Regions from separate parts of the Homo sapiens genome. Here region 1 is linked to region 2. Evidence: chromatin loops called from intact Hi-C (ENCODE). Cell type or tissue: endothelial cell of umbilical vein. All regions are shown on one strand. Links, peaks and the distances in the headings refer to the core of each region. The heading gives the core; the rest is flanking DNA.

Region 1 (16,980 bases), core at 3,197-11,196, 49 kb before region 2:
ACCTTATGAGCATGATTAATTGACAACATGTTGTTACTATCTTAATTCTTTGGTCTGAGTCTCAGCTCCCGTGTCAGACCTCTGAGTCCCAAACATAGCGCCACAGTCTGGGTCTTCACATCTTGGCCAGGTTTCTGTTAAAAAAACAAAGGCGCCTCTGTGTTATACTTTTATGGAGCACATGTGGTGTGTATTTATTTTGTGATAGGTTTTTATCACTTGGTAGAAAGATGTTACTGTATCTTAAGTGAACGATTGTTTCACCCTGTTGCTCCACAGACCCTAGTTGTTTCTTTAAAATGGGCGATGGATTTTTAGGGGCGTATTCACAAACCTGCCATGAAAGTCTTTCTTCTCCAGATGTTTACTTCTATATTTTTATGTGAAATTCAACTTTTTCACCTATGGACATGCTTCCCTGCAGCAAATAACATGACAAACTCTTTGCCTTTATATTGTCTTTATATTTCAGATACCCCCCCACCCCCACCAAGCCTTCTCAATTCCAAACCTGTGATTATGCTGGATGCTTTACGTGTTATGCTCCGGCTTGTAATGGGCCAACTGAAAGATAAACTGCTATTAAATAAATCTATGACTCTTTTGAGAACAAATAGAGCTGTTGAAAGAGTTTAAAAACATAGTGACTCCTCGAAAGACTGTGAACATTCTTGAACCCTTTGAATCAAAGTGAATTTTCTTCACTCTCTGTGTGTGGGTATACACTGAAACTTATAAGAAAGAACCTCAGTAGCAAGATATTTGAAGGCTTTTGTGTTCTTAACCCTGCAAGGTTTTTCTTGGCAAGACTTGAAGAAAATGTAGCTGTCGTCTATTTTCTGCTCCTGTCGAGGGGAGCAGTTGAGTCTGGGAGGCCTCTAATGTGTCAGAGAGAAGCCTGCAGAGTAGAGAAGAGCCCAGAAGCCTCCAGGTGCCCAGTGGTTCCCTAATTATTCCATTACCTAGTTACCTGGTTTTCTATTACCTAGTTACCTAGTTATTCCATTCCATTCCACCTCCTCTCCAAGCAAGGCTGGGTGGTTCTTCTATTTTGATCTCTTCTCATGTGTCTCTGTTGCTGTGGAGCTGCAACATCAAAGCCTACCCCAGACCACACGTGTCTTCTGTTGCCACCACGTTTCCCTCTGGACACTGGATCAGCCTTACTGCCATTAGGATGCTTATGCTTCCTAGAAAGCCTCATTTATCTGTGCTGGGGCAGCTGCTGAGGACTACACAAGATTCACTGTCATGGGTTTAGCTTTCAGGGACTCCCCAACTTGCCTAAGTTACCTCTTGGGTCCTTGATTGAAACTCCAGTTGCCAAGTAATGAAGATACAGAATTTTGCATTGATCTCTCTTCCCTTTTCCATCTTTCCTGTTTCCATTCTGAAAGGAACTGCTCTGAACTGGCAAATGCCTACAGGGACTTCAGTGTCATAGGACAGGCTACTTTGACTCCTTTGTATAACCTCAAAGTCACTGCCAATACAAGGGTAAAACAGATTCTGTTCTTTGTACTCAAATTCAGTGTGATGTGAGTTGGAATGCTAAGAAAAACTTAAGAGATATTTTTAGCAAAAATGAAATATTTTGATGCCTATCGCTCACCTGAAAATTTTCCCAGATTTGCCATTTCTAGATTTTTAGCAGCTTCACAAAGGGGTATTGTGTTTGAGTCGGAAGAGAAAAATGTTTTTATTTCCTGTCCTTGACGTTTAGTGGAATTGATAAAAAGCATCAAGGATCTTTGAGTTCTGGATCTCCTGCAAAAAAACACATTATGTAAGAAAGGACTTGAGTGTTTTTTTCCTGTTCGTCAGTACGAGGGGAGAGTTACTGTGGAAAGTGAAGGGCAGTGATCATCAGGAATGGAAAACAAAGAGCTTTGCTAGAAAATCACAGCAAGGGTGATCAAGCAGTTACCCTATTATCTGGCTCTAAACTTAATGTTGACCTCGACAACGACTTTTACATCCTCCCCCCAAACAGGCTCCTTTACTCATTCCTGAAAGGACACTGTTGCAACTTGAGTTATAGGGTTGTTGGAGCTACCTGATGTTTTATTAAATGGTTATTTAATCAATAAATGAGTGAGTGATCATCTCTTATGGTTGATCAGAAAGTATTCATTTAAAAAGTCATAGGTTTAACTTTTTTAAAAGTCAAGTCAGCACAGAGCTTATGTATTTAAGCAGTTGGAAGTCAAAATATTAATATGTTCAGTCAAGAATATCCATTTCGTTTCATACTTACTTGGCAGTTTAATTTTTTTTTGGCCATAGTTTACATGGTCCAACTGTTAGGTTGCTTAAATTTGCCAATATGAAATATTAACATTGGGGTGAATGCTTTATGAAAACAAGAAATTGTTTCTGCTTGGTCTACCTGTTTATTCATTCATCAAGATTTCCCAGGCTCTGTCAACAGATTTCTAAGCAGATATTTGATGATATATTGTTATAGGAATAAAAAATATGTTATAGAAATAGAAAACTACCTTCCATGTAGAGTAGAAAGAAGCCTTCATTGGTCTGTTTTTTTTGTTTTTTTGAGATGGAGTCTCACTCTGTCACCCAGGCTGGAGTGCAGTGGTGTGATCTCAGCTCACTGCAACCTCCACCTCCCTGGTTCAAGCAATTCTCCTGCCTCACCCTCCCAAGTAGCTGGGAGTACAGGTGTGCGCCACCATGCCCAACTAATTTTTGTAATTTTCATAGAGATGGGGTTTCACCATGTTGGCCAGGCTGGTCTCGAATTCCTGAGCTCAAGTGATCTGCCTCTCTCAGCCTCCCAAAGTGCTGGGATTATAGGCATGAGCCACCATGCCCAGCCTGTATTTTTTTTTTTTAATAAAAATAATCCTTGGGCAGCTGTTTATGTTGTTCTGTTATGCTTGCCTATCTATAGAATGAAATCAATGTGGTTTTTTTTCTCAACTTTCTTCTTTTTTATTCTTTTTTAGCCCCATCATTCAGTCTCTTTGTTCCTAAGTCTTTCAGATGCTTTAACCACACTATTTTCTTACCTGATTTTCTGTTCCACTTAGCATGTTATTCCAGGCAATGAATGTGTTGCTTCCCCTGTGATAGATTATGGCACTAAAATAGTAATGAGCTTTAGTACAATCAGAGCAAAAATTACTCTCCTAGGTAAGCCCCATTCTTCCCCTAGCTCAATTCAGTGTTCCATTAGCCACAGAAATGCCAAGGATTCCACATACCTACATATATATATGGAGAGAGAGAGAGACAAGCGAGAGAGAGAAAGAGAGAGAGAGGTTGAGACCGAGATTGAGACAGAGAGAGCTAGTTCCCTGTCAGGTCTTTACTACTGGAAGAGTCAAAGATTTGCAAATGGAGATTTTTCTTTGCATCTTCTTCTTCCTATTATCCTTTTTTGTAAACAATGTTTATTTTATTTTTAATTGACAAGTAATAATTATATATATTTCTGGGATACAAGGTGATGAGGTGATGTTATGATGTCTATACAATGTGGAATGATCAAATCAGGCTAATTAACTGTCAGCTTGCTGACTTATTTCTTTGTGGTGAGAACATTTAAAATCTACTCTTCACACAATTTTGACATATACATTATTATCAGCTATAGTCGCTGTGCTGTCTAATAGATCACTGGAACATACTCCTCCTGTCTAACTGGAATTTCGTGTGCTTTGACTAACATGTCACCTTTCTTCACCCACCTGTTACCTCCTCCTTAGCCTCCGGTAACCCCCATTCTACTCTCTACCTCTATGAGTTTGGCTTTTTTAGATTCCAAGTATAAGTGAGATCATGTGGTATCTGTCTTCCTGTGCTTTTTATTCTTAAAGATATTAACTGCAGAGGCCCAGCTTCATCCCCTGTCTTAGCCACTTCCCAGCCCAAGGTGACCTTGGGCTAATAATTTAAGTTTCGCATTTTTTCATCTGTAAAATGATGATTAACTATAGTATTGACCTTATAAGACCATAGTAAGGATTAAATGAGCTAATATATAATAAAATATACAGATATTATAAATATATACATATATAATATATACAGATATAAATATATACATATATAATATATGTATGTTATATATACATATATAATAGTATACACATATATACATATATAATATATACATAAATAATATATAAAAATATAAAAATATAAACATACATATAATATACATATATTATAAATAAATACAATATAATATACATTATAAATACATATAATGTTTTATGATATATAATTTGTGTGTGTGTATATATATATATATATATATATATATATATATAAACAGTGAGTACATTACCTAGTGCATGGTATGTGCTCAGAAAAAGATGACTATAGTAATGGTGCTGGCAGGTGTTAATGTCATTCATATTTTTCCCTAAACCTCTATTTTCCCATCTATTAAATAGCATAGTAATAGTACCTAACTCATTAATTTGTGAGGAATAAAGGCATATGGATCAACGTAGCATGTTGCCTGGCACCTTATAAGATCTCAGTGAATGATGATGTATACTTCTGCAATGATACAGATCATTGCACTTCTCCTGTTTATCTCTACCCTTTGTTTAAGGCTTACACTTTAATCTATAATCTTACCATGAGGCCCTGAAATTACACTAGCCAAGTCAGTTTGAGCCAGTGATTTGCTTTCTTCATTTCTGTTTCTCATTTGTAAAATGCGAGTGTTGAACTGAGTACTCTGAATAGTTTCTTCCTCTAAAGTATTTTCACAACCATTTTATCTCACTCAACTCATTTTAAGAAATACCTGATAATGAGAAACTCATCCAAGAGAGCCTCTTTGCCCCCGCTCCACCAAAAACCTTACTAAACTAATCTCTTTAGTTGTTCAGTCAATTTTCTCTTATTCAAAAAGCTGGGCTGTTTTGTTTGATTAATGACACCATCAACTGGCCCTATCCCAGAGTGTAATTGATCAGTCCATAATTCCCCAAGTCATTCTTATTTCCTATGATTATATTTTTAATTTATAAACCCTTGGCCAGTTTCACCAAAAATTAAATCCTGATGCCTTCCAGATATATGTTCCAAATATTGAGGAACAGTATTCAATTTTGTCTCTTTGCCAGTGGCTGCTCTCACCTTGTTCCAACTCCCAAATCCCCATCTCGTTTTTTCCTTTTTGGAGAAGAGTCGTGAAAAACTGGTTTCCATTATAATTCCATCACCCCTAGAGGCAGGAGGACTAAGTATGCAGTGTGGTTTCAGGCCAAGAACATTGGACTGGAGGTGTAAAGAGCTGGGTTGCAGTGCTGGCTCTGCCTCCAGAGCTGAGGGGCTTTGGGCAGGGTAGTTTCTGTTGCTTTAGTCCTTAGTTGTCTCATTTGTGGAGTGAAAGATAAAACTGAATGATTGCTGAGACCTTTCTACCTGTGAAAACTCATGGTTTCTATTCTTTCCCATTTTGTCCCCTACTGTTAATTTTTTTTTTTAAAGACACTTGGTCTCACTATGTTGCCTGGGCTGGTCTCAAACTCCCAGACTCCAGCAACCATCCTGCCTTGGCCTCCCAAAGTGCTGGGATTACAGGCATACGGGCCACTGTGCTGGGCCTGTTAATATTAACTACCATTTATTTAGTACCTACAATATGCCAGATATTAATCTAATAATAGTTAACATTTAGTATGTGCTCACCATGTGCTAAGCGCTTTATTTCTATTCTTTACTCTTCACAGTAACCCAAAAAAGTAGATGCAACTAGTGTTCTTCTTTTACAGATGAGGAGACTGAGACACAGGGATGTGAAGTCCGTGCTCATGGGTATGCACTCGGTGAGGGATAGAGCCAGAAGCTGAACCCAGGAGGCTGATGCCTTGCCCTTGCCCTTAGTCATTTTATTATATAACATTCTTAAGGACTTCATTTTTTTCTTTTTCTCTCTACTATAGCACTAGGAACAATATAATAGTACCCTCACTTAAAAAATGAAGAAACCAAGTGCAATGAAGCTAAACAATTTGGCCAAAATAACCCAGCTAGCGTATGACAGAGCTGGGGATCAAACCTAAGTCTGGCTCCTAACCACCGTGTTCCAAGAGCAGAGTGGATTTCTTACTTCTGTCACATGTATCTTGTGGGTTAGTGATAAGCAAAGTATAGTACATTTTAAAAAGAAGGATACTTTTGCTTTCTGTTCATTAAATTTTTTAAGCATATAAGATAGAAATTTTGCTAGATTTACTTGAAGAAACAGATAGAAATCATTCTGTAATCAACACGATTTATATGTGGATAGATTCTTTTTATTGAGTAAGATTATTACAGTTTAATCTAGTTTCTGTCGGATTTGTCTTCTATTTCAAAGAATGCTGTCTGAATTATTAGGTTGGTACAAAAGTAGTTGTGGTTTTTGCCATTAAAAATAATGGCAAAATAAAAAGTAATGGCGAAAACCACAATTACTTTTGTACCAACCTAATAATAAAACTTGGCCATGTACCCAAATTGTAAGAGACGGCAGGCTTCACCCCCAGTATCCTCAGTGTGGCTGCCATTTCTTATGCCCACTGTCCCTCATGCTGCTATTTAAAAACTGATTATCCTGTTTACAAGGTGAGACTCAAAATTTGATATAGAATCTAATTGGTTAATTTTATATTGTGTGTATGTATTTTTCCTATTGATTCAGTCAACAGGTATTAATTTAGCACATGTGGCAGGTGATCAATTAATACCTGTTGACTGAATCAATAGGAAAAATAATTTGATACCTTTAGCTCATTTTATTCTCCTAGGTATTTAAAAAATGAGCCTTCTACTTTCAAAATGCTCTGGAGTAAATGGCTCAAGGCCATCTCATTTCACCATCTCTAGGTGCCTCAAGTTGGAATCAATCATACACCACTTGGCCTGAAATTCAGATAAGAGTTGACAGGAAGTGGGCAGGAACTGTTTCCTTGTTTTTTATTGTTTGTATAAATGTTAAGTGCCATGGCAACAAAAAACTAACAGCCAGATGAAGAACAGAAACATATGGAGAAGTGAAAGACAACCTTGAAAAGAGATATTTGAAAGAAATTATTCATTTGGCTCATCTTGATATGAGTGAGTGTATTGCTAACATGATTGATTGTGTTCCTGAGTAGAAATGCAAGCTTACTAAGATTAGAGAATTAATGAATTAATTGGTACTCCTTCTTATTCTACAAAGGACTGGAAACATAAAAATATTAAGTTATAGTTGGGGGAAAAAGTAAAAGCTTTGACTGTGGAAAATATCAGTGTAACCAAAAGATAATATAACTTTTATAATCGGGGCACACACTTTACTCTGAGTTTCCGGGCAGCCACAGCAAAAAGGAAAATATGATTAATTACAAAGCTTTTAGCTTCCATCAGACTTAGTTAATTTCTCATGAGGAAGAAAGTTATTCTTAACATCTAGGTTTAAAAGAAATTCCTTTCATAGGTATTCATATTGGAGACTAACTCTTTGATTCCAAAAATTCAGAATGTTTCTTCTATCTTTCTTCCTCCATGATAGGAAATTGATCCCATTCAAGATGAGAAGTAAGTTTCTAAAGTCATTGTCAAGGCAGCTGTCTAATTAGGTAAGAATACAGATGGACTGTGAGGGGAAATATGTCTTTGATCCTTCCAGCAATATCTACAGAGTTCATGAGTTTAGTTGAACTTTCATAATTATGGATATTTATAACAGCCTTGCCTTCTATTGCTAGGCTCAGAGATCCTTCCAAACAAGTGCATGATTCTTAAAATTTTCCAAAGGAGTTGCTCAGGACAAAATAACACTGGTAAGACTTGCTTTTCTTTATATAGTTGTATCATGAAGTTAGCACTTACTTTTATCAAATTCAAATGGTCAATACTGGGCATCTTCCAGGGGTAGGCTGTATTGCTGGCATTGGGCACTCCAAGGATACAAATACGAGATGAAATTAGAGTGTTTGGATGAAGCCGAGGTCAAGGAACTATACCCTGCAGGCCAAAACCAGCCTGCTTCCTTTTGTTCATGGCCTGTGGGATAAGAATAGTTTTTATATCTTTAAATGGTTGGAAAAAAATAAAAGAAGAATATTTCATAATACATGGAAATTAAGTGAATTTCTAATTTCAGTGTCTATAAACATAGTTTTATTGGAATACAGCCATGTTCACTCATTTATGTAGTATCCATGGCTACTTTCATACCACAGTGGCAGAGTAGATACAACAGAAAACATATGGACCACAGAGCCTGAAATGTGTACTATTTGGCCCTTTCAGAAAAAGTTTACCAATTCCTGTTATAGTGGAGAAAGTGCTTTCTATGTGTATTAGTCTGTTCTCGTGCTGCTAATAAAGACATACCCAAGACTGGATAATTTATAAAGGAAAGAGGTTTAATGGACGAACAGTTCCGCATGGCTGGGGAGGCCTCACAATCATGGCAGAAGAGCAAGGGACGTCTTACATGGCAGCAGGCAAGAGAGAGCGTGTGCAGGGGAACTCCACTTTGTAAAACCATCAGATCTTGTTATGAGACTTATTCACTATCAGGAGAACAGCATGGGAAAGACCTGCCCCCATTATTCAGTTACCTCCCACTGACTCCCTCCCACAACTTGTGGGGATTGTGGGAGCTACAATTGAAGATGAGATTTGGGTGGAGACACAGCCAAACCATATCACTATGTGTTCATGAGCTGTGTGAAGAGTCTGTAAAAAGAAGAACCGTCTTCTCTTGTAGACAGGGCCCTCTATCTGTGTGGTGCATCCTTTATATCTCCATATACTGATCTTTAAAACATGGCATGTGCCACGCCTGCATCAGGATCCATCTGAGAGGAAGAACACTCCAGAAGGCTCGAATCATGAGCTCAGGGCCAATATAAATGCCATCGCGTTACTTTGGAGGCTTTCCCTACAGGCTCTTGTTCTCTTGGAATCAGTGCCTTTTCCTGTCTCTTGCTTCTTGTTCTCCTAGGCTGCTGCTCACCAATCCATAAAAATTATAAACATGGATATTTAAAAATTTTGTGACACAAAGTATTCAAATTACCCTGCCACTACCTCTTCTAGACACTTGGTCTGTTCTTTATTAATGCTGTCCTTTTTTCAGGAGCTTGGATAAAATAGCTTTTAAAAATATTTGCTGAAATCTGTTTGCCTTTCTGCTAGGCTCTGCATTTTATGTCCTTATTACTATTTGATTATGATAATTTTAAAGCATTATATAATCAGAAGTAAGACAGACTTTAAGAATTATGAGCTGAAAGTTCAGTTTCATGGCTCATGGAAGTAATATATATAGTTATCTCCTTAGGAATTTTAATTATTTGAGGTGAGCTGTTTAAAAAAATAAAAGTGCAAAGTGCTTATGTGTTTAATTCCTATTCCAATCCCCAAAAATCTGAATGGAGATTTATAAAATCATGTAATTATGGGGTTAACGTGACCCTAGGTGCCACTGGTATAATCAGCCTTCCAGGCGCTACAAGAATCTCTTCTCTCCCTTCTGGAGTGATGGCCAGTTGGTCTCTGCGAGATCTCTCGCAGTGATGGGCAGCTGTCTGACTCCTGATTTAGTTCTGTTATCATGTGACTGTCTACTGTGCCAGCCACTGTGCATTCGGGGTTACAACCATGAATGGCATGGTCTCCACCTTTGAGGAACTATTTAGTAGGGGAGGCAGACAATTTCAGTTTAGCATGGTAGGTGATAAGATGGATATATTCACAAAGTGCTGTGGGAACATAGAGGAGGGCCTTAATTGAGTCTACTTGGGAATTTGGAGAAATCTTCCTAAAAGACTTACAGGAGGTGAGTCTTGAAGGATAACTGAGTTCACCAGGCAGAAAGAAAAAGGTGGTATGTATGTTCCCAGCAGATAGAACAGCATGAGCAAAGTGTGCAAGATACCACTAGACCAGTGGATGAGGTAGGGTGTGGTGGGGGATGAGGAGGGCAGGGAGATATGGACTAAGTCTTGAGAATCCCTGTGTACCTGGTAAAGGACGTGGGATCCCTCTTCATGGTGATTAAAAGAAAGTGGTAACTCTGAATGATAGCAATGAAAGAACGGAGGAAGGGAGCCTGATTTCAAGGGGATGTTGGTGTCAGTGGATCAGACTTCATGGTGCGCTGGTGGTGACCTCTGATGAAAGATTCTTGAGCCAGTTTCAGCCATCTTCCCTCTTGGATCCAGGGACTGGAGGCCAGTTTTGGCATCCTCCATTCATTTTTGGTTTACCTACTATGTATTGCATACCTACTATGCACCAGATCCTGCACTGTTATCTCAATGTATAGTGACGTAAAAACAAAACAGATAATATCCTTGACCTAAGTGAATTCTCAAGCTCAGTAGTATTAGGCCAGAGCAAGTCAGGTTCAGGAGAAGCTGTGGTGTGGTGGCCAGCTTTGTTGGTTTCCAAGCTCAAATTCACTGAAGCCTGTTCTTTTCATGGTTGGCTTCAATCCTTATAAAACTACAATTTTCTGAATCCAAAGTTTTCTTCCTGAGAGCCATTTGAATCGGTTTTTCCATTCCCTTCTTCTAAGGAAAAGGAACTATTTTGCTTCCACTTGTATTTAATAGATCTTCCACTGTTTCTCTTTTTGTCATTTATCTATTATTGCAATTGAACTAGGCAACAATCACAAAACCTCAGGAGTGTAAAACAAGTGTTCATTGCTCATGCATCTGAGATGGCTGAATTGGTGGCTCTGCTGAGGTTGGCCAAGGTGATGGGATGTGGGACTGCTCCACATACCTCTCTTACTCTGGTTGGCAATGCCAGGCATGTGCTCATGCTTCCCAATTCCTTCTGCTGTCACCTATGAGATGTTGTTTCTGGACTATTCATTTTGTCAGTATTTCTTCCTAAAATGTGCACTCAGACCTGTACAACCTTCCTCTAGGTGTGGTCTAACCAGTAAAAACTGCAGGGGAACCATTATTTCCTATCCTCTGGACACACTGCTTCTATTAGTTATTAATTTAGGCTGAGATGGCATTAGCTTACTTAGCAGATGAATTGCACAGTTGGCCCTCTTCTCACATTAAGCTTGAGAAAAATAAAACTTCTCAGATTTTTGTCCATATATACTGCTGCCAAGTCTCATCCATCCTGTGAAAAAAAATTTTTGTCTTTCATGCCTAGTCCTTGAACCGTGTCAATTGGGTTTTGTAAAGGGTCTTTGAAGTATGTCTTGAATTAACTAAGTTCATTCATTCATTCCATAAATATTTATCATGTCCCTATTAGGTGTCGAGCACTGTGCAGGGAACAAGACATGAACATAGTCCTTGGTCTTGTAGAATTTGTGCTCTACTTGCAGAAGGGTAGGGTGGATGTTGAAGATTCAGTAGTCAGGATTAAAAGGCATTATCCACTTTGTGACATGTTTGTTGCCATGGAGTCTTCTCCATTCTTTTTGAGAACTCCTGTAGTTGATTAAAATTCCAGTCATTGCCATTTGATTGATATTTGGGGTTTTGCTGAGATGTTGACACATCTGCTCGAACAAGGCATGAATAGTTAGCGGATGTGAAAACTGTTCACAAATTGCAAAAAGCAGGTTTCTGTTGAACGTTATGAACTTGATTGACATCACACTCAGGGTGGTGTTGATTTAGCAAGCGTGTCCTACTGTTTTCATGGAAAGTTCAAACATCTTTCCCCTGTGCCACTTGATGGGCATAAATGTGAAGGATTTTAGGCAAAAGAGCATGCGGTGAATACTGAAGCCTATCAAAGCTTTCTGTCACTCACAACTACATGGTATGCCTATGTTAGAGCTAGTTGACCGCCTTCCATTGGTTCTAAGGACACTTGGTTAGCAGTGTACTGGGTGTTGCCCTGACTCTAAAGCTGGGGTGTGAGTACTGGGAGGAAGCATCACCCCTTTTTGACTAATCCAGCATTCAAAATGCAAAACAAATCTAAGTGAAGTTCTTTCATTCATTCAACAAATATCAGAAAATCACCAGGTACTGGAAATTGATCAGCAGGCAAAATGCCCTTGAGGAGCTTATCTTCTAATGAGAAAACAGATAATAATGGTAAAACAAACAAGAATTTTTTTTTCTTATATGGTTAGAAAGCAAGTTCTATAAACAAGGGTGTAAAGTGCTGAGGTGAAAGACTGTAGAGTGTTATTTTATTTTATTTTATTTTTGAGACGGTCTCATTCTGTTGCCCAGGCTGCAGTGCAGCGGCGTGATCACAGCTCACAACCTCGACCTCCCAGGTTCAGTGAATCCTCCTAATCTGTTTTCTGAGTAGCTGGCACCACAGGCATTTGCTACTGTGTCTGGTTAATTTTTCTTGTACTTTTTGTAGAGACAGGGTTTCACTGTATTGCCCAGGTTGGTCTTGAACTCCTGGGCTCAGGGGGTCTGCCTGCCTCAGTCTCTGAAGGTGTTGGGATTACAGGTGTGAGCCACCACACCTGGCCAGTAATTTTAAATAGAGTGGTTGGCAGAGTCCTCATTGAAAGGTAGTATGTAGAGCAGAAATCTGGAAAATGATCTGAAAAAAGAAGTTAGCCAAATCCCAGCACTTTGGGAGGCCGAGGCGGGTGGATCACCTGAGGTCAGGAGTTCAAGACCAGCCTGACCAACATGGCAAAACCCTGTCTCTACTAAAAATACAAAAATTAGCTGGGCATGGTGGTGCACATCTGTAATCCCAGCCATTTGAGAGGCTGAGGTAGGAGAATTGCTTGAACCTGGGAGGCAGAGGTTGCAGCAAGCTGATATCATCCCATTGCATTCCAGCCTGGGCAACAAGGGCAAAACTCTATCTCAAAAAAAAAAAAAAAAAAGGAAAGAAAAAGAAAATATCATAACATGCAGAGATGACTGCCAGTGTCAAGGTCCCTGGTTCTACCTTTTTGATCATTAACTCTGCTATTAAATTAGCTACAAGTTTTTGAGTGCCCTGATGTGCCCAGACACTGGGCAGTTTACATCTATTGCTTGGACCCTGCCTAGGAAGTACATTATATTACGCCTCCCCATCTACAGTGGAGGAAACTGAGACTTAGATGAATTAAGTCAAGCCCCATATCTTAAGCAGCAGCTGAGATGGGATTTGAATCCATCTGACTTTGAATTCCTGGAAGCCTGAGCATTTCCTCCTGTCTTGTGGCTTCTTTCAGTATAGACATAATCTTGATAAAAACAAACTGGGAAATTACCCTTTGAACCAAGCAATTTGAGGAGTGTTTTTGAAACTAAGAGACTGGGTTTCTAAGAGATAAAATCATATAACTGCTGTTCTTTAAAATTCACCACAGGATCTACTTTTTCCAAGAAATCTCCCCTGAATAAGGGAAGGTATTTGGCATACAGCATCCAGCTAGGTTAATAGAGCTCTTTATATAGCCTATCTGCTATTAAAGCAGCCATTCGACACAGAATTCTGTTTATTTTAACTATCATTAATGGCCATTCCAGGAATCTATCTCTATTTCTTTGGGATACAAAACCAGTTCTGTATCGATTGCTTGACAATCTTGACACATAATAAATGCAGACCTTCCTTGTGTTCTAATGTTGCAAATTGTATCATCCTGTGGGCCGTTGTAAAATGGTTCTCATCTTTCCATAGCATCAATACCAGGATGGAGGAGTTGCCTCCATTTATAAGGACTAGGCATCAAGTGGTCATCATGACCAACAATGTCATAAATGCAAAGATAAATGTAAAATTACCTTTGAAGCTTCGTAAAAAGGGTTATACAAGGGAGCCTCATGTACTAGTGTGCATAAAACACACTAAAAATATACCTAACTCCACTCTCTCATACATTTAGAGTTTACAAGAATCGATGGAAGAGATGATTTTTAAAAAGGTATCCAGGGAAGTTTAAACTGATGCTTTTTCTTGCAATAAATAGATCTAAATCAAGCAAAGATGTTAAAATGTGTGTGTTTTAAAAATCTTTATTGCCTCTGTGTGTGTGTGTGTGTGTGTGTGTGTGTAATTAGAATGATGAGGAGAATTCTTAATAAAGGTGGCCTGGTGAGCAGACCCAGCACAATTTTTATCAGTGAGGTGTTAAAACACCACTAGAAATTTAAGGTGATGAGGGAAACTTGATTTACCAGAAACCTCTCCCGACACTGCATGGAAGGAATCCTTACCTAAGCCACATAGGGTGAAGGTGTTCTGGAGGGTTGGAAGTGCCAAGGGCGGTTCTAAACTACACTCTAGTGAAGGTGGCTACAATCAGTGTGGGCTTTTGTGGGGGCTTTAATTGTGAGGTTAGGATCTGAATAAGAATCCTGGAGAGCTGACTTTGACACCAATACACACTTTTTTTTTTCTCTTATCCTCATGCTCAACTCAATCTCCTCTGAAACTTGATGTCCAACAGCTAGGTTTTAAGGGTTGCAGATTATCTACCTTATCACAGTGGCCACACGTGTCAGCCTGGTGATGATGGTGTTTCACGTTCCTCAAGGACCCCTCACGGTGCCTGGATGTCAGTTTGCATAAAGCTTTAAATAAAGCTGCTCCGTATACATCAGCCCAAGTAGCAGCCACCCATAAACGGTGTGTGCTGTGCTTTTATGTCACTTTGACACTTTGGTGACAACTCTTGGACCATTTCACTCTTCTCTAAAGAGTCATAAAAACTGATACCAACATTGAAAAAAAAAACTTCAAAGTTTGTCTCTTAGAGTTGTAAAGGCAGGAATGAGATGCCTGCCTTAGATCTTATGGGAATTTCACCAAAAAGGGGCGGTGTATAGGAGGGTATCGTTTAAGCCACTGGCTAAATGAATGGTTTAAAACAAATTAGGCAGTAATGTCTGATTATGCTTCTTTCCAGTTCAAAATCTTTGTTGGTTCTATTCCCCAGCATGTTACAATCCATATTCCTTTCCACAGTCTGCCCAGCCTCATATCCTGTCCCTCATTTCTATTTCCTCCACCTCCCAATGCCATTACCGTCCCAGCCCTTCCCTCATCAGAGAAGAGGCAAACCTGAAGTCAGCCTTGGAGACCCAGCTCACATCACCTCACTGAAGCCCTGTTAGGTGCTTCTGAGTGGGTTCCTGTGCCCATGGTACAGTTTCCTACGATGATGTCAACCATATTGTATTTATGAAAGATGCATTTGTGTATTTCCACCTTGGTACAGTAAATTTTTTGAAATTTAGAGACCATTTTCTATGAACCCCTTCAGCATGTGGCATAATTCTAGCTCATGAATGATTGGATTGATGCTATAAAGAGGAGGGTTCCTGTATATAATCTCAGTGCAAGCAGAGCTTCTTTCTTTGTTAAAACTGTTGGATTTTGAATCTCAGCAGACATGTCTTCACCATCTGAGATTATGATAAATGTTTGACTTACTAATGCAGAAATTTAGCTTTGAGAAACACCTACAGATTTTTGTTTGGTTTTGTATTATCCAAAAGAGCATTGTCTTCGTGGCTGAAAAAAAATATTTTATCTGGTTTGGCAGATTAATTTGGCAGGATAGAGCTGGGCTGGGGATTATGACAATATATGTGGAAGGCAATTTATGTTGTCTTTTAAATACAGTACTCTAAGAATTGTAGATTTTTAAATAAAATATCCTTGCTGTTTTTGCCCCCTAAAACATAATAAAGATAAATCAAAAGTCCAGCTTCAAGTTATCTTACAGGAGCACCTTCAATTTCCTCTTCTGTCTTAGATGTTCCATGTAACCTGTGTCCTGTTCTCTTTCCCAAAGTTGTAAAGGAAGAAGGGTGCCTCCTCCCTGTCTTGATCCTACTTCCTTCAAGAATCTTCTGAACCAAGCCCCACTATTATAGTCCATCTCTCTCACATTTTCAACCCCTCATCTTACCATCAGCTGCTACCCTTCAGTCTACAAACCTACTAAGCCCTCTTTTACTCTTAAATCCCCCTTTCCTGAACCTGGCTGCATCCTCCGACTCCCGTTTTCTTCATCCTCTTCTTCAGGTGCAACTCGTTGCAAAAATAGTCTCCATTTACATCATCATCCCTCATCATCTCACATCTTAAGCTCGTACCAGCCTGACTTCCACTGCTTCATGGGATTAAACCTACTCTCAGGGTCACTAACCCCCATCAGCTACCTCCTATGTGTTTGATACCATTGGTCAGTCACTACCTGAAATTAGCTTTCTTGTTGGCTGTTGCCACACCACAGCTTCTAGCTCTCCTACATTTCCTTTATATGCACCCTACCCCTACCCAACGCAGATATTTCTTCTGGTTCTGTCTTTGATTCTTGTGCACCTCTGTCTATCATTTTTCTCTTGACAACTCTGCTTGCTCTTTTCTTTTAAACCACTGTCTACATGCTAAGGAACCCCAAGTCCATATGCCAAAAATTCCCAAGTCTCTATTGATAGTCCCGATCTCTTTCCAGGGCTTATTTCCAAGTACTACCTAGACTTCTTTTCCTGTGTTCCTGACAATTTCTCCACTTTATTCTGTCCAAACTGTCCAAAGTGTAATGAATCAAACAACCCGTTCCTCCATCTGCATTCCTTATTTCCCTTAACACCTTATGTCCTTTATTGGCAGCACAATTCTTATAGCCAGCATCCTGGAAGTGTTCCCAGCACTCACCCCTCCATCTAGTTGTTCCAAAGTTCTGTAGATTCTAAGTCCACACTCTCTCACACACACATCTACCTTTTCCTTTCTATTCCTCCTGGCCTTTGTCAAAGCTCATGTGTCAAAGCACAGTGGGGATTCTGTGACTCTCCTGCCCTTTCACTGCAGCAATGAAAGACTTCAAATTCCTGCAGAAGGCTTTCAGGGCCACACAAGTCTGACTGTCATTTACCTTATATAAGCATAAGGGCACAGTGGAAAGCAGCACTCTGTTAATGGTGAAAATCTAGGCTTCTGAAGTACATAGACATGAATGAAAACCTCAGTCTTCCCCTCCCTCAAATGTGCTTGCTTCTCTCTAAGCTTCATCCTTGTGTACTCCCCTCTCTATTGTCTTTTTTGGGC
Region 2 (16,980 bases), core at 4,684-12,683:
TGCCTCAGCCTCTCAAAGCACTGGCAGTACAAGTGTGACCCACTGCACCTGGGCCTTACTAAGATTTTTAGGGCAAATATTTGTTATAGAAAATGTATAAAAATGAGAACTTCAAAAGTGGTAATTCTAGTTTACATTTTAATATTTTCCACCTAGTCTTTTCATTTGTGGAAACTGAGAATTATATGGATGCTTTATATGTATATATTGCATTTTAAATATGTGGCAGTAAAGGTGTCTGGATTCATTTGAAACCCAAATGAGCATTCCCTTCATTTTCTGTGAACGCAAATCCATGATCATGTTGATCTCTCCCTATTGGGGTAAAAGAAATAACGCCAAGAAGGTTGGGCACAGAAGGGAGCTTCTCATTCCCTGTCTGGTTTCCACAGAGAACTACCAAATGCAGGGTGTCTGCCCCAGAGCCAGAAAGCTGCTTGCTCTGTGCAGGAGATAAAGGAAAGAGAGAAACCTTTTTGCAGATGGAAATGACAACTGAAGAAAGAGAAAGGTAGCAAGGAGCTTCTTGCTTGCCTTCTGAAGAAAAGAGGAAGAAGGGCCTGGATGAAGCCCCCTCCTCCTGCCCCTTCTCCCTCTGATAGCACTGCCATGGGCTGAGGAAACCTCTTCTGTAACTGCTGGGATCCTTGATCCAACTGTAGTCAGAGGACAAGTGCACCTGGCATCTCTGAATATGTTTTCCCACTGAAGTGTTCTGTCCAGCTTTTAGATTCCATCATGTAATTCCTACTCTCCTTCATGTGTACTTTGGATGAAATAAGCTTTTCTGGCCTGAACTTAGAACCACCATGCAAGGATTTATTTCTGTGGGTTAATTACAAATGATGGCTTATAAGCAGCTACCCTCCAAATGAACTTTTGGTATGTAGCCTGCCCCTAAATTTGAGGCTGTTTGTATAAAACTGTCAAGCTGGTGGTTAATAACAACTAAGTAACAATAGCAGCAACTATCTTTTTTTTTTCTTTGCCATCTCCTATGTAACTGGCAAGGGCTATACCTACACAGTGTGCCTGTTTTTCATAAATGGATAAACTGTTCTTCATCATCGCATCTTCCATGGTCCTTTCTTGACCTGAGTGAACAAGAATGTCTTAATAATAACTCCCAGACAATGAGTGCCCAGAAGGTGCCAGACGCTGAGCTGTGTTCTTAATGTATATTTTCTGTAATTTTGACATCCCCACAGGTCGATAGCATCCCCCACCTTATGAGTTAGAAATCTGAGGATCAGAAAGGTTAGGAACTATGCCCAAGGACACGTAGCTAAGAAGCAGACAAGGCTGGGATTCTAACTAGAAAAGCTATTTGTGCCCTGTTCCTTGATATGTTTGTTATTCTCTTACTTCTATTTTCTAATTTGATGTCAGAACTCTGTTTATGTGTATGTTGAACAATTCCAGTTATTTGATGGATTGTGAAGACTAAGGAATTCTGTTTTATTCATTACAGATACCTAGAAGAGTACGTAGCACATTGAATTGAGTTTATTTAAATATTTAGTGAGCACTTGTACATGTCAGGAACTTTGCTACACTCTGGGGTAGAGACCATCCTGGGCTATTCCCTCACCTTGCCTTTGGAGTGTGAAAGGAAAGGGAGTGAGTTGCAAGGATGTCTTTAGAGTAAGAGGCCCTGGGAAGGTAGCAAGCTCAGGTCTTACCCATAGCCCTTGGGAAATGTTTTTATACACAGGGCAAGCCCACAAATCAATGAAATGAGAAACCACTGGCCCATGAACAAGGAGGGTTTAATGTATGGAAGTTACATAAACAGTGGTATAAATTCATGTATTAATATTTGTCTAGTACAAAATAGACTCTTTGAGGAACTTTATGTTATGCCTTTCTGTTGAACTGAGACTCATGTTATGCAGTACTTGCCAATTAGCCAGAAATGGTAACTTTCCATCAGTAGCACCTGAGGATTTACCGCCATGAGTTTGCAGTGGTCATCTCAGAGGTGACAACCATTTTTCCTTGAATTTTGTGGAATAGATTTTTACCAATGAAGTCACAATCCTACCTAGTTGAATATATCTTTTAGAAAGTCAAGAACCTTTTCTCACAACCTTTTTTGGGAAAAATCTCAAACATACAGAAAAATTCAAAGAATGGTATGGTGAATAAGCGAATACAGGGTCATCCAGCTATGGTCTATGGGCCAAATCCACCCAATGCCTGCTTTCATAAATAAAGTTTGTTAGAATACAGACACACGTTTGTTTACATATGATCTGGTTACAACAACAGTGTTGAATTATTTTAACAGAGACCACCATATGGCCCACAAGGCCTAAAAGATTTACTATCTGACCCTTTATAGAAAAAGTTGACTGTCCCTTGATCTAGATTCACTGCTTGTTACTATTTTACTATTTGCTTTATCTCTGTCTTCACAGACAGGCAGACATACTCGCAACCTCTCTCTCTCTCCCTTCCCCCACACGTGTGAACATATATATACATGCATACTTTTTTTGAACCATTTGAAAGTTATGTTACTGACATTATGATAATTCACCCCTAAATAATTCATGTGGATGCTTAAAAATAAAGGCAGTCTCTCATATAAATGCAAAATCATGATCACACCTAAAAAATTAACATTCATTGAGTAATATCATCCAATGTGCAGTTTATATTTAAATTAGACTATTACACCCTTATTTAGTTTTTCCTTTGGGATCTGGGGTCTAATCAAAGATCATACATTGCATTTGTTCATGATGGCTTTGATTGCCAATTTTTGTTTTACATGACATTGACTTTTTTGAAGAGTCCTTTAAAAACTTCTTGCAAAGATGTATGGGTTTGTTAGCTCCACGATAGTAAGAGCTAAATATATAGCCATTATAGTAAAGCAGTGTCTTGTACTTCTTTTCCCTTGGGATTGAGACACTTTTAGTGTTTGGCTTCCAAAGTTAACACACTAAGTTTTGGGTTTTGCTGGAAATTGTAAATGTGGAAAAATCTCAGTGTGAACAGCAAGGCAGATGAGAATTCACAGAATGCATTTTATGTAATTAAAGGCACAGCCCTTCTCGCTTGCTCCAGTGGCTGCCCTTGCTAGCTCTTGGCTGGGTGGCTCTTCCTTCTGGCTTTTCTTCTGCCTAGGGCCTGGCTCCCCTCCAGCATCATTAGGTTGTAGCAAGAAGCTGGAAACAGACCTGCAGTTATTTAAATCTTCTAGCCCAAATTGTTTGGGCTGGCTGGCAGCACAAAGCTTTTGTGTTTGCAGGCTGCACGCTGAACACAGCATGGTGTTCAAAGGCGTGCATCCCAGATCTGTGTGTCTGGGATGCACATAGGAGGAGCACCTTGTTGAGAATCTGTGGGGGTCACAGTCATGCACCTCTTAGGGGACTACATGCTGGTCACAGGTCTTGTCTTTTATTGTGGTGCCAAATGATGTCCAGAGAGCATCAACACTCAGCCTTTGCTTTCCTCTGGGCAGAAAGCACTCAGAGCTTAAAGGCCAGTCAGAGGATACTTGCACTCCCAAGTGAAGACTCACCTGGATCTGTACTAGTCACTCGTTGGTTTGGAGTTGCCTCATGGGGTAAAGGGTTTATTTACTGTTCCTGAATGGTAGAATTGTAAGTGAGTGGTGCACGTGTTTTTGAATGTGGTATCCTCAAGATTGTTCAAGGCTAGAGCAGTGGAGCATTTGAGAATCACAGAGCCAAGTAAGTTAAGAGGGTGCATATGTATGTGTGTTTGTTTGCCGTTGGGAGGGAAGGAGGAAGAAGAACATCATAGAGAAAGAGAAGACAAGAAGAAAGAGAACTAAAATGGAAATTTCAGGAAGGCTGAATTCAGAATAAGGCACCTGGAAATTTGGAGAGGCGGGAAAAGGAATTGCCACTTTTCAGACTTAGCATTTTTAACATCTGGGGAAACTTTATTTTATTTTTTCCACTGTGTGAAGTTAATTGGGAGTCAGATTTAGTAGCGGGGTGACTGGTATGGTATATAACCTCTCTGTGCCTCAACTACTCCTCTAGAAAATGGAGACAATAACAGTACCTGCTGTGTATGGCTGTTTTGAAAATAAATGAAATAATCCATGTACATCCTCAGAACAGACCTGGTAGCTAGATGGCAAATGCTTGAAGAGTGTAAGGTATAAATGTTTAGTTCATATTATTAAGTGCCCCACATAATTCACCATAATGGTCTGATATCTACAGCCTTCACCAATCTTTAACCTATTTTCTTAAGAATAATGAGTAAATTTTTTAAAGCCTTTTAAAAAAGAATTCATCAACTGGACATGGTGGCTCATGCCTGTAATCCCAGCACGTTGCAGGGCCAAGGTGGGCAGATCACTTGAGCTCGAGACCAGCCTGGCCAACATAGTGAAACTTCATCTCTACTAAAAATACAGAAATTAGCCAGGCATGGTGGCTCATGCCTGTGGTCCCAGCTACTCAGGAGGCTGAGGCAGTAGAATCTCTTGAACCTAGGAGGTGGAGGCTGAAGTGAGCCGAGATTGCATACTGCACTCCAGCCTGGGTGACAGAGTGAGACTCCATCTCAAAAAAAAAAAAATAAAAAAGTTCACCAGCAAGCTTTGATTCTCATATTGACAAAGTATTTTTCCACTTTTCAGCAATACTTTATTGTACTAATTTTTATCTCCATACGTGCTCATAAATATTCCAGTAATAGTAAAGTATGTGACTTTTATTCCTTCTTTTTCTACCATTTTTGTAACCGATCATTTACATGTAAACGTACCAAATGAACATCCACATGTACTTCTTCCACTGGCAATAAGAAAAGCAAAATTCCAGGGAGAAAATTTTGCTGTCTCTGGAAAATGATGTGACCCAAATTGGAAGTCTGAGTACTGAGTAAAGACAAGTCTGGAAGCAAGTAAGACTGGCATGGTTTGCATAGCTAAAATCAGTGATAAACTGATATGTCCGTGTGATAACAAAGTTAACTAGAAAAAAGGATTGAAAACGATTTATTTCAAGTAACTGAAATATTGGGACAAAATAAGTGTTTTGGAAAGAAAGATGTTATATTTAAATTCAGCGACAGGATGATCAATGCACAACTAGAAAATCTGGGTCCTTTAAAATGGACTCTGTATCACCACTTTTTTCAATCCTTGCTTTCTTTCCCTTTCTTTTCTACCTAGGACAGTGTCAATCAATGAAACATATATGGCCAAGAAAGTGGAAAACTGCAAAACTCAGGGGATGGGAGGGAACTCTTACATTTGATAATTTAAAAATGTGGAAAGTAACCGAAGGAGAAACTGGTGAGGGTGTAGGTGACTTCAGACTTTGAGCAGCTAGCTCACTGTCAGCCTCCAAGAGGTCTTGTGAACAATGGCATCTCTTGCCTGCTGAAAAAAGACCTAGGCTTTACCCAGAAAGAAAACATCCTGGGATGAAGCCACCCTCACTGGGGGAAAATAAAGTTGTAGTAACTCGTCATTGTTCTCCCTGTCTCCCATCTTCTTCCTTTTTAGTACTTCCTTCACACCGTCTACCTCCCCCCAACCCCACCTGCAACAATCTCCTTCCACCATAGATCTGGGTTTTCACTTCTCAGATATAGCCCCCCTGTGACATTCTGCAACTTGTCTTCCATGGCCTTCGAGGCGTCTATGATCAGCCTCTACCTGCATAGCCTCATCTTCCTTTGGTGCTGGCCTCAGATTTTATGCTTCAGTTCCTCATATAAGACATGTTGTTTTGCACCTCCATCGTTTGGGGGCTGTGTGATCTTGGACAATTTGCTTAATTGTTCTGTGCCTTAGATCACTCATCTGCCAAAATTTTTCATAAAGTTGTACAGGAATTAAATGAGTGAATATATGTAAAGTTCTTGGAATAATGCATGGTGAATAATAAGGGCTATAGAAAGGTTAGCAACTTATTGCTATTGTTCTTGTTGTTATTTTGAGCCTGGATGTATTAATTTTTTTATTACTGCATACAACCTAATGTCTTTAACACCAATGGTTATCTCTCATTTTCTGAATGTCAGCAGTCTGGACATGGTGTAACTGGATTTTTAGCTCAGGGTCCTGCAGGACTGAAACTAAAGTGTTAGTGTGGGCTGAGGTCCTATCTGAACATCTTCCAAGCTCCTTCCAAGCTCATGTGGTTGTTAACAGAATTCATCTCCTTGCAGCTATAGAATTCATGGCCAGCATGAATTCTGACCTCACCTTCTAAGAGTTTCCCTGATTAGGTCAGGCCCAATCAGATAATCTTTCTTTTGATTAACTCCAAGTCAACTTGCTAGTGACATATCACAGAGTTATAGCCCATCATATTCACAGATTTCACTTGCACTCAAGAAGAGGTGTGTACATTGGGGGCAGGATTCTTGGGGTTTATCTTAGAATCCTGACTGCAAACTGGGTAACTGGAAATATTCTCTGTTCACTAAGTTGAATTGCACGTGGGTGAATACGTGATTCTGTAATCACCACCATCGTTTCAGATTTTTGTAGCATGTTTCTCACAGCATTCAGATGGATTCACATCAGTCTGGCTTCTGGAGCCGACATTCCCTATCCTGTAGTTTTCACTAACTGATGGGGTCAGTTAGCACCTTCAAAAGTCTTTTAGGAAGAGAACAGTTAGAGACTTGTAGCTGGTAAACTTCTTGACTAATACCCTGGAGTTCCAAAAGGATGACCCACAATTTGCAATCCCTTTCAGAAGCATTTGTTTGTACTTAATGACTTAAAATAGATGAAGACAGACCCCTCCTTAATTGTCATTGGTGCCTGCCAATTCAAAGTAAATTTGTATCTGCTAGAGAAAATTTCACTTTCTTGACAGTCTTTTGCATTAGTATTTTAAAAGCTTTCCCTGTCCTTTTTTCTCATTTCGATTGTCTAGATTTTTTTTCTTGCATTTAACTCAGTGTATAATCCACAAAGAGGTATTACTAGTCAAAATCCCTAAAGGATGTAAAATACATCTAAAGAATATATTTTAGAAGATCAATTAAGAAGAAAAACTTGCTAAAGATGAAAAACCTTTTTAAAAAAAAAAGAAAGAAAAGAAAAGAAATCAATTTCAACCAGATTCTAGGCAACAAGACATGGACAAAGAAGCAATAAGGAATACCTGTTTTTGAGTACAGTTCCCCCTAACAATGCTAAGTTTTCCTTTTTAATGGCATTTTACTTGCAGTTTTATACAAATGTGTCAAGCTAACGGGAAAAAATGAATCTGGCATGGTTGTGGGTTTGGAGGTTTGAAGTGTCTGTTTATCTGGCATTTCCTAACAAAGTATGATTTGTTATGCAAGCTATGATTTAGACCTGACCATAGCTGCCTTAGTGACCAGTATCCCTACAGCAACTTGGGAGGGGCTGGTTCATAAAGATAATCTAAGATAATATAGACTTATATTTCTTTTTTTCCTTCTAGGACAATATTATCTTATTCTTGAGAGGTTGTAAAGAGCTCGGCCTTAAAGAATCTCAACTTTTTGACCCGAGTGACCTCCAGGATACATCCAACAGAGTAACAGTCAAGTAAGTAAAGCGTGATTTATGTTTAAGGGAAACTCCTTTATAGTTTGATTTGCAATTTTGTGATGATGTTGTAAGTTCTAAGAGACAGAGAATTGGTTATGCTTAATAAAATAAAAATGTGAAGGTAAAAATCAACTTTCAAAACAACTCACATTGACTTTCCCTCTGTGCATAGCTTTCATTCTGATCAAACATCATTTTTTGAATGCAAAATTCTTGCATATAGAGTTTGAATTTTGAAGAGGAGAAAAATGTTAAGTAAAGATTAACAGAGAGGCAAGAAAGAAATAGGCACAGAATCAGTGTGTTAGACAAAAAACTTTTATTGGCACCAATTGAACATTTGAGTAGGCTCTTGGAAGGTAAACAGATCTGAACTCTGTTATGCAAAGAAAGCATTAGATTATGGAGAACTTGCTTCTTCATTTACATGTGTAACTGTCTTCTCATATGTGTCAGTGATCAAGTTCTTTGAAGATGGATCAAGAACTTTGACTATATCTACTTAATGAGCCCTGTTTGGGCCAAATAATTCTTGGAGCAGAATGTCACAATAAAAGAGACAGCAGTGTACTTTGTGTAAAGAAATAGCTTGTGACCAGGGTATGAGATGGCAGAGATAACTTTCCTGTAGTTTAGAAGTTCTTTAGATCCTACTGATTTCATATAAAACATTTTCCACTTTAGCCAAACAATGTTTGACATGGATATGCCTTAATAATAAACATAGTTACATAGATAGGGTCTGTGAATAGGTAACTTTTCTTCTTTTGATTGTTTTTGGAGTCATTTTATCATGAAGGAACAGAAAAGGGAGAGAAGCCAAAATTCAGAGCTGTTAATTTTATACAATTTGCTTGATTTTATACTATTTGCTTGATTTTTATATTATATTTGCTTGATTTTTATACATTTGATTTTATACTATTTGCTTGATTTTTTGTACTATTTGATTTTATACTATTTGCTTGATTTTTTATTTTTTAAAAAGGATGAGGAAAAATAGGAAAAAAATGAGAACTACTGGATAAAATAAAATTTGGGGTTTATGTTGGATTTTGTGATTCATGACTGGGAATATGGGAGAGTTAGTAGTGATCTGTTATCTAAAAGTACTTTTCTGTTGTCAATATGCCATTCTTTAAAACTTCTCTTGGAAAAATTTTAACTAAGCGAAAAAATAACAGAATAAAAATCAGGATATTTGAATATGGAAACCGCACTAAACCTCATCTTGGTCATCACATGCCCCATTTATTATTGTACTTAAATCTATCCTCTATAAACCATTGTTCACTTTAGGAAATTGTTTTAGGTTCTGCCTCATCTCCCATTCATAGTTTCACCCGGGTGGCAAGTGACCAGAAACAATAGCAACTGTGCAGCTTCGTAGGTAATAATTAGTCACACACACATTGCTTGGAGGGTGAAGGAAAGGTCACTTTGAAAGTGTCTGCAGCTGCATTCATTTTTTTTTAGAGCCACTTTAAATCAGTATGTTACTAAACCAGAATTCTGAGCCTGATTGGTTTTAAAAATTCAAATCTCGTATCACCTTTATTGCTTATCTACAAAAAACTGGGCATCAGGAAAATGAGGATCTAGCCCTAGGTCTGCTGCTCACTAGATCTGAAGCCCTGGTTAAGCTCCCTTCTTCAGCAGGCCCCATGTATTCATCTAAAAATTGAAACTGGATGGAATATTCCATCTGGTATGATTCTGGGTCAAGCTTGCTCAGTGCAGATATGGGAAGATGGAACAACTGACTTGTAAAAAAAAAGAGATTTAAATCAAGGTGTGGAAAGAAATCTAAAGGGGAAAATGTCACGTAGGCAAGTGACACGTGGATACAGTCCCTTCTTAGTTACTGTACCATCTTTTTGTTTTCCTGTTGATTTTTCCGTCTTTTTTTCTGTCTCCTTTTCTTCCTTCTGCCTTCCCTCCCTTTTTAATCCCGTCTTTCCATCTATCTCTCCTTTTGTATTTCTTCTCCTCATTTTCTTTTTAATGTTTCCTTCACTTGGGTACTCTTATTTTCTTTAGGCAATACTTTGCCATCACATTCCCCCATGACCCTGGCATTTTTCATTCATTCATTCAACAAATGTTTGCTGAGCAGCTTCTGTGTGTTAGATACTTTTCATCACTAGAGAAATAGAATGAACTCAGATAGCCAAGGTCTTCTGCTCATGTGGAGTTTACAATCCAGTGTCAAGAAATGAGAAGCAAAGAAGTAAACAAAGAAGATCATTGCAGGAAGTGATAAGTGCTGAGAAGAAAATAAAATGGAGTGATAAGCAAAAGACAGTGGCCAGTCCGGAGGTGGTTGAGGGTGGCTTCTCTGAAGTGCTGGCATTTCAGCTGAGCACTAACTGGGGGCTGAGACACAAATAGGAAGGAAGAACAGGCTGTGGGAAGATCTGTGGGGCATTCAGGACAGAGAAAGAGCAGGTACAAAGTCAGGGGAAGAGGAACCACAAGCTTCATGTTTAAAAGAAAGAAAAGTAACTGGTGTGGTTGAAGGATAATGTGTAAGGACATGTGTGGTGGGCGTGGCAGTCCACAAGCAGGGTAGGATGTTGAACTCAGAATCATTATAGAGAAAAAACATTTTACTGTATGAGTATTTCAAAGAACATAAAGAATTTTATCTTAAAATGATGCTATAAATTCACTTACAGTACGTAGAAAGTTGTTTCTGGTTTTAGTAAGGAGTAGAGTATGGAATAAACTATCGGATTTCGTGTATTTTTGATAAGTGATGCTGGTTTAATTTGGCACTGTGCAGGGAATGCTTGTAACATATGCAGATTTTGTAAACTAAGGTAGTTAAAGTGGAACTGCTATATTTCTCTGTTGTCCCTCTAAGAGCTGAGCAGGACATCTGTAGACACAGAGAGGAGCACCCCATTGCCACCAATTACTAGCGGAAGCAGTAAGGTATAGGGATAGATCCCACAGAAGAGCTTTGGATGGTTTTCTGGAAGTTTTGTTTCAGAAAATACTCTTTCATTTAGCTTTCATGATAGGCAGTTTTTCTTGTGTGGTGTGTGTGTGTGTGTGTGTGTGTTTTCTTTTAGAAGAAACTTGAGTAGACCAAAAAAAAAAAAAAAAAAAAAAAAAAAGAGGAAAAGCCTGCAAGTGATTACTGCATGTGTAATTTAGTGAACTCTACCTGTAATGGATGCCAGACAACCTTGATGGGAAATGAAAGTGTAATCTAGACAGGCACACAGCAAGTATTATTCCAAGGAATCAAAGCAACTGGACGAAATGTACGCAGGCTCTGGATTGCTCCCGAGTGTCTCTGTCAAAATTTGGAAGTATTTCCACATAATAGGTGGGAGTCATTCAACAAATATTTTGTGAGCTTCTACTATGTACCAAGCATAATTTTTAGCACTGGGTTACAGTCTTAGTGAACTTTTATCATCACTGCAGAAAAAGCTTTATGTTCCCTATTCTTAATTTGTTTTCCATAAAAGTTTCAAATCTTTTATAGATTTTTAAAAATCTGGTTTCTTTCTTAAATTAAAAACCCTAGCAGATTGGGAGGCCAAGGCGGGCAGATCACGAGGTCAGGAGATGGAGACCAACATGGTGAAACCCCATTTCTACTAAAAATACAAAAATTAGCTGGTCATGGTGGCACGTGCCTGTAGTCCCAGCTATTCGGGAGGCTGAGGCAGGAGAATCGCTTGAACCTAGGAGGTGTAGGTTGCAGTGAAACAAGATCACACCACTACACTCCAGCCGGGCGACAGAGTGAGGCTCAGTCTCAAAACAACAACAACAACAACAAACCCTAGCAGATATCCAAGCAGATAAGGACATCCCATTTTTTTTCCTATTAAAAACAGAAACATGAAACATTTTTTAAATCAAATCCAAACTGGACTAATGCTTCTTTCAATCTATGTCCTTGTTGATGGGTTTATTTCCATGGTATGCTACTTGTTTTCTATTTCTTCAAATTTCAATGGACTTAAAATGGTTCACTTATTCATTAATATGTACTTTAGGTCAGTGTATGCTGCAATGAAGTAATCAGGGTCTAAATACTTGCAGGAATTCTTGACTGGTTTATATGATAGTCTTACACTCCCTTCCCCCTCACCGAAGTTACTGTGGAAAAAAGAAGTGCAGTTTGTTTTTTCTAGTGTGTATTTGTTGACGTGTTAAAAAAACTTTGAAATAATTTTGCAGGAAGTCTTATTTCATTGTATGAATATTTCGAAGTAGCTTTTTTGTTTATAGTTAGAGAGTAAACATGGGTGCATATTTGAGCATGCATGTGTGTATATTTGAACATAACAGGCATATTTTCCTGCTTATGGCTTATTCCCAGTGCTAATTTATGTCCAGAGCAGAAAAGAACAAATATTTGGATAGGATTCCTTCTTGTACACATATTTTCAGGTCTGTCTAATTAAATAAGGTTTTAGACCTGTGTTAAAAATACTTGCATGAAGATTTTGGAAGTGCAGTCGGATTTCAGTTTGACGGTGGTCTATAATCAAGGCAGAATCTTCAGTGGTTAATCTTTGAGAACACAACTATGAATAGTCCCAGTTCTGATCGGACTTTTTCTATTTCCAGAAATTATAAAGCATCGTCTTTTTATAGCGTACTGTGGAACTTTAATCCCACCTTGTCCTTCTACATTTTGTTTCCTAATTAACTTTATTCAGTGCCCGAAATCACAAAACTTAAGCCTTAAAAAATAATACATTCTTCTGATTTCATTATATATGTTAGCTTCAAGTACATCTTAGTGGCATTTAAGGAAAGGTCACAATTTAGAATCTGCTATTCTGACAATATTTTCTTTTCCCTTTCCTTGACTAGGAGCCTTGATTATAGTAGGAAGCTGAAAAATGTAAGTGTTTTAACTTCCAAACTTGTATCTTTGATGGTTCAAGTGTAAAATTTAGCTAATTCAGTGTTTCTCATATGCCTTGCTGGAAAAAGTCCTTAGAAAAAAGTATATGTGTATTTCATAGAATAGTTAATGACCATGATAGAAATAAAAATAGTAAATTGTGTATGTGTTGGGCTGGGGTGGTGGTGGTTCTCTTTATTTAGATAAGTGCTCAATCCAGAAATAAACAAGTGAAAGCTTGTACTCTGTTTATGATTCAGTTTCTTAAACACAAAATGATCAGGCTCAATACTAACATTAGCCCCTTTCCATTTGTAGGCACAGATGGGATTATTAAATTAAGGAGTTTGGCAAATTGTTGTAGGGTAAGATCTGCACAATATGAATAGTGTTGACTGCCATGGGCCTATACTCTATGTATTTTGTTCTCCTTTAAATCTTTTGCACTTTTATTAGTACTTGCCCAAATGAACTTTTTGTAGATCTTATTTTCAAAAGGCAAGTATGTTAGTGCTGTTTTATTTTCAGTTTAGATTGAGGAATGAAAGAAGTCACATTCTGCATCTAAAATTTTAAAATTGGCTGAAGCCTCTTTTTAAAAAAGTTTCCCTAGGTGCTATTATATTTGATTGGCATTTTCATTCTTATCTTCTTTTTCCTCCTTTATAAAACTAGAGGTATACGCCATTTTTCATCATAAAATTTTAAACAAATCAGAAAACCTTTAACCTAAAACACAACAGTCTATTTTCCATTCCCCCGTTATACCTTTTAAGATAGCCTCATACTCTCAGCACACATTAGTTATTTTATGGTCCTAGTTAATGTCCTGACGTTTGAATCTCTGGAAATTTATTTGTAAGCAATCAGTTCAAAAGGATGTTCTGGAAGTTTCGAGGGATTCATGAAGTAAAATTTTCCCACAGAGGTAGAAAACAGAATCACCTCTTAGCATCAGTGCACATAACCATATTTTGGGTCTGTCGCCAGCTGGACTCATGTAACTATACCATGTTGTCCGAAACATTTTCTGGCCTACCAAGTAGAAGGAGGCACAATAAGTACTTCCCAGACTGGCTGAAGCGATAAGACAGAGTGTGAAAAGAAAATACTCATCTTAGCTTCTACATGGGCCTCAGATACTTGTAATTCAGTGTGAAGGAGCTCATCTTCAGCTGACTCTGCTGGGTTTCATGGGAAGTGAATGTAAAGAGGATTTGCTTTTGTGGACAATTTCTTTGGAAATACAGAACAAAATTAACTTGGGACCGTAGCTTCAGACCATTGAATACTCATAGACATTCTTAAATATCCAAGGTTGTTTAATTGGTAGCAAGCCTTGTCAAGGCTCAAAATTTCCCATCTCAGATTAATGGGAATCTAACTATACCCCAAAGCTAGGTATCTGCAGATCATATTCTTCACGACACTGCTTTCTTTTGACTTTAATTAGATATATTATGTTGATCCTGTGCTGGGAACCACTAATTAACCTTTATCACTTGTTTGGGATTTTATTTTTTTTCTGCCATTGGCCTTAGCGGAACCTCTGTGCCCACAAGTAGAAATTATGGGCCTTCAAAAGCACCTTTCTCAAAAGGAATTGACAGTCTCTTTCATTGCTTCTCTGGATAAAGATTCCAAAGCATTTTTGAAAAATTGTGAAACCTTCACTACATAAAAGATAATGTGGGTAGATTCATTTTTCCTTCTTGCTGTCTTAGAGATCATTTCCTCACTACCTAACTTTCCCTAACGCTGGAGTCGTTTTAACTACTCAACCGTGTTTGTGTTGCCTGACATGGCATTGGGTTCTTATTAAAGTGATTTTACATTTAATGGATACCTCATGGGTGGTGGTTTTTTAAAATCGATGTAAATCAGCTCTTTCCTTCCTGCCTTCCTGTTAGTGGTACATTATTGACTCCTTAGTTTAAACGTCATTCTTGAGGGAAAAATCTGCTCTTGTGCGTTTTGTTCCACAGGTATTAGTTACCATTTACTGGCTGGGAAAAGCAGCAAACAGCTGCACATCCTACAGCGGAACGACACTAAACCTGAAGGAGTTTGAAGGATTGTTGGCTCAGATGCGAAAGGTAACTTGGCTTTTCTTCTTTATCCCATAAGCGTTAGACAAGGTGGGAAAGCTACACATTTGCTTGTTTTTAAGATTACTAGAGTACTGGGTTGTGGAATGGTATGAGCCAAAGATATGCACTCAAGGAAACGATCACTTGTCTTACCAATGACATCTTTGCCTCATGCATGTCACACCTACCTGCACTTTCATACCCTTCAGAGAACAGGAGTTCTGAGCTCCATCCAACTTTTTAATTCCAAAAAAGCAAATTCAATCTATCAGTATATGCCTTTGTATGCCAAGATGCTCAGTGCTTGTTTTCTTGGGGGAATAATGCTTGAATTAAACAATGCAGTATTATGCAAAAATGAAGACTCGCTCTGCACTTTTGTGCTAAAGGGCATTTTGCTTACCCACTGGGGCCTTGATGTGGGTGAGGTAACGTGAACCAAGCTCTTACCTTGGCATACGCTCTGGACAAGGCGGGATACATTAAATGCATTCTCCTCTAACATGTGCATGTTATAGCCACTGTTTTTGAATGACATAGGAATTTGGAAAACATTTCATACATTGTTAAAAGCTTCATTTGTTTCTTTGAGTATAGAAAAGACTGACCTAAGGTAGGGATTTGTCAAGGAAACAGTTGAATGTTTCATGTGTACTACTTGCCTGAATGTTTCATCTGAAGGTCCAGCAATATACAACTCATACAAATGGCTAGTACATAGTGTTACCCAGGAGAGGCCCTCCCAACCCGCCTTAGTGTACAGGTAAGGCTTATTTATAATGGACCTCCATGTACTTTTTTAATTATTTTATTTTTTTGAGATGGATTCTTGCTGTGTCGCCCAGGCTGGAGTGCAGTGGCGCAATCTCAGCTGACTGCAACGTCCGCCTCCCAGATTCAAGTGATTCTCCTGCCTCAGTCTCCCGAGTAGCTGGGATTATAGGCAGCCACCACTAAGCCTGGCTAATTTTTGTATTTTTAGTGGAGACAGGGTTTCACCGTGTTGGCCAGGCTGGTCTTGAACTCCTGACCTCAGGTGATCCACCCACCTTGGCCTCCCAAAGTGCTGAGATTGCAAGTGTGAGCCACCGCACCCGGCCCCTCCAGGCATTTTGGATAAAGTCCACATTAGAGGACAAATAATTGAGGCCTTACTCTTCCTCATTTCTCTAGTATGCAAAATAAATGAACTAGAAACATTCAGTTCCTTGCAATTTTTCTTTTAATACTGAAAGCAAGAATTGGTTCCAATTTTCTAAACATTTATTTTCCTTTCCTTAAATTAAAGCTAATGGTCCTGATAGTTCTTCACATTTGGCTAAGGCCAGTCTGGCTCATGTATTTATAAATGGCCAAAGCTTTCATATTGGTCATAACGCACATACACAAGGTACTTTAAGCTGAATTCCTTTAAAAATTAAATAAACACAGACACACAATGAAGCACAACTCATTGCTTCTCAGTCTCACCTCTTATTTGCCCTTTAATTTCTCATCTAACATCCAGTCTGGATTTGAGATGTCTAAATGTTTATTGTTTTTATATTAAATTTGGACTTGAATAATAATAGATGGGTCATGAAGCTTTGTCTCACAGTTCCCCTGCTAGATTCTGTTGGAATCTGATTTATTCTCATGATTGACATTTCTTACTACTAGTCCAGCTCCTGTAGAATCTGAGCAGCTATTGGTTTCTTCAACTCTCCTAGCTTCTCTTTCTACAGTTAGTTTCTTCAACTGCTGTAAAATGACCTGTTGTTAACAGCTGTTACCCTTTTTGTTGAATGTAGGTAACATCACAGGACATGGTGGAGTAAGTAGTATCCCTGGATACATGACTCTTAGCAAAAATGGCCAGCCATGATACTGCCATATCTCCATCTAGAGAGAAAATGACTTGAACTTCACTGGACTATCTGAGCACCTGGAAATACTAGTTTTATATGTGATATATATAATCTCATTTTGTCAGTTAGGATCGGGTTCAGCTGGGAAACACAAAAGCCTCAAAATAACAGATAAAATAAGACAACAATTTTATTTCTAATTCACATAAATGAGACGTGGACATGAGCAGTCCAGGGCTGATGTGGGGTTCCATGTCTTTTCACCAACAGAAGGCCCAAGCTTCTTTGTCTTTTTGTACCAACAACCTCAACCCATGGCTGTTCACCTGCTGATCCAAGATGGCTGTTCAGGCTTTAGCCATCATGTCCACATTCAGCCAAGAAAAGGGAGGAATGGCGGGGAGAAGATTCCATGCTCTCCCTTTAAACACACCTCTGGGAAATTACACACTACACACATAGCTACATCTTACAGACTTGAACTTGGTCATGCATCCATATCTAGCTGCAAGCAAAGACTTGGGGAAAGTAGACTTTATTTCAGCTAAAAACTGTAGGCATTTTTGTTAGGAGAGCAGATATTGAGGGACAACTGTAATCTCTTCTGCACATATGCAGGCTGAA

Evidence for each region. A loop is a pair of places that touch in the nucleus more often than their neighbours do. Peaks named below come from ENCODE experiments on the same cell type or tissue, not always from the same donor. Only the 100,000 strongest peaks of a DNase experiment are listed, where the experiment ranks them.
Region 1: it touches region 2 in a loop (2.1-fold over the local background); 4 of 110 quality-filtered maps call a loop at or near these places.

The regions. Positions count from the first base shown.
Region 1 is chr4:41,543,603-41,560,582 of GRCh38, forward strand. The region is part of intron 1 of LIMCH1 (LIM and calponin homology domains 1); the gene reads left to right. LOC105374423 (a long non-coding RNA gene) reads right to left here. Exons shown (of 4, transcript XR_001741667.2): 1 at 9,987-16,980; 2 at 7,843-8,016; 3 at 1,613-1,767; 4 at 1-134. Among named protein-coding and RNA genes, the nearest start is that of LIMCH1, 14 kb to the left of the region's middle. In endothelial cell of umbilical vein, for the core only: no CTCF peak of the experiment used is centred there; a DNase peak (open chromatin) is centred at 6,919; H3K27me3 peaks cover 497 bases.
Region 2 is chr4:41,591,490-41,608,469 of GRCh38, forward strand. It overlaps LIMCH1 (LIM and calponin homology domains 1), which reads left to right. Exons shown (of 32, transcript NM_001330672.2): 2 at 7,431-7,537; 3 at 12,386-12,416; 4 at 14,405-14,515. The coding sequence starts at 14,507. Among named protein-coding and RNA genes, the nearest start is that of LIMCH1, 62 kb to the left of the region's middle. In endothelial cell of umbilical vein, for the core only: no CTCF peak of the experiment used is centred there; a DNase peak (open chromatin) is centred at 8,952; H3K27ac peaks cover 750 bases; H3K27me3 peaks cover 272 bases.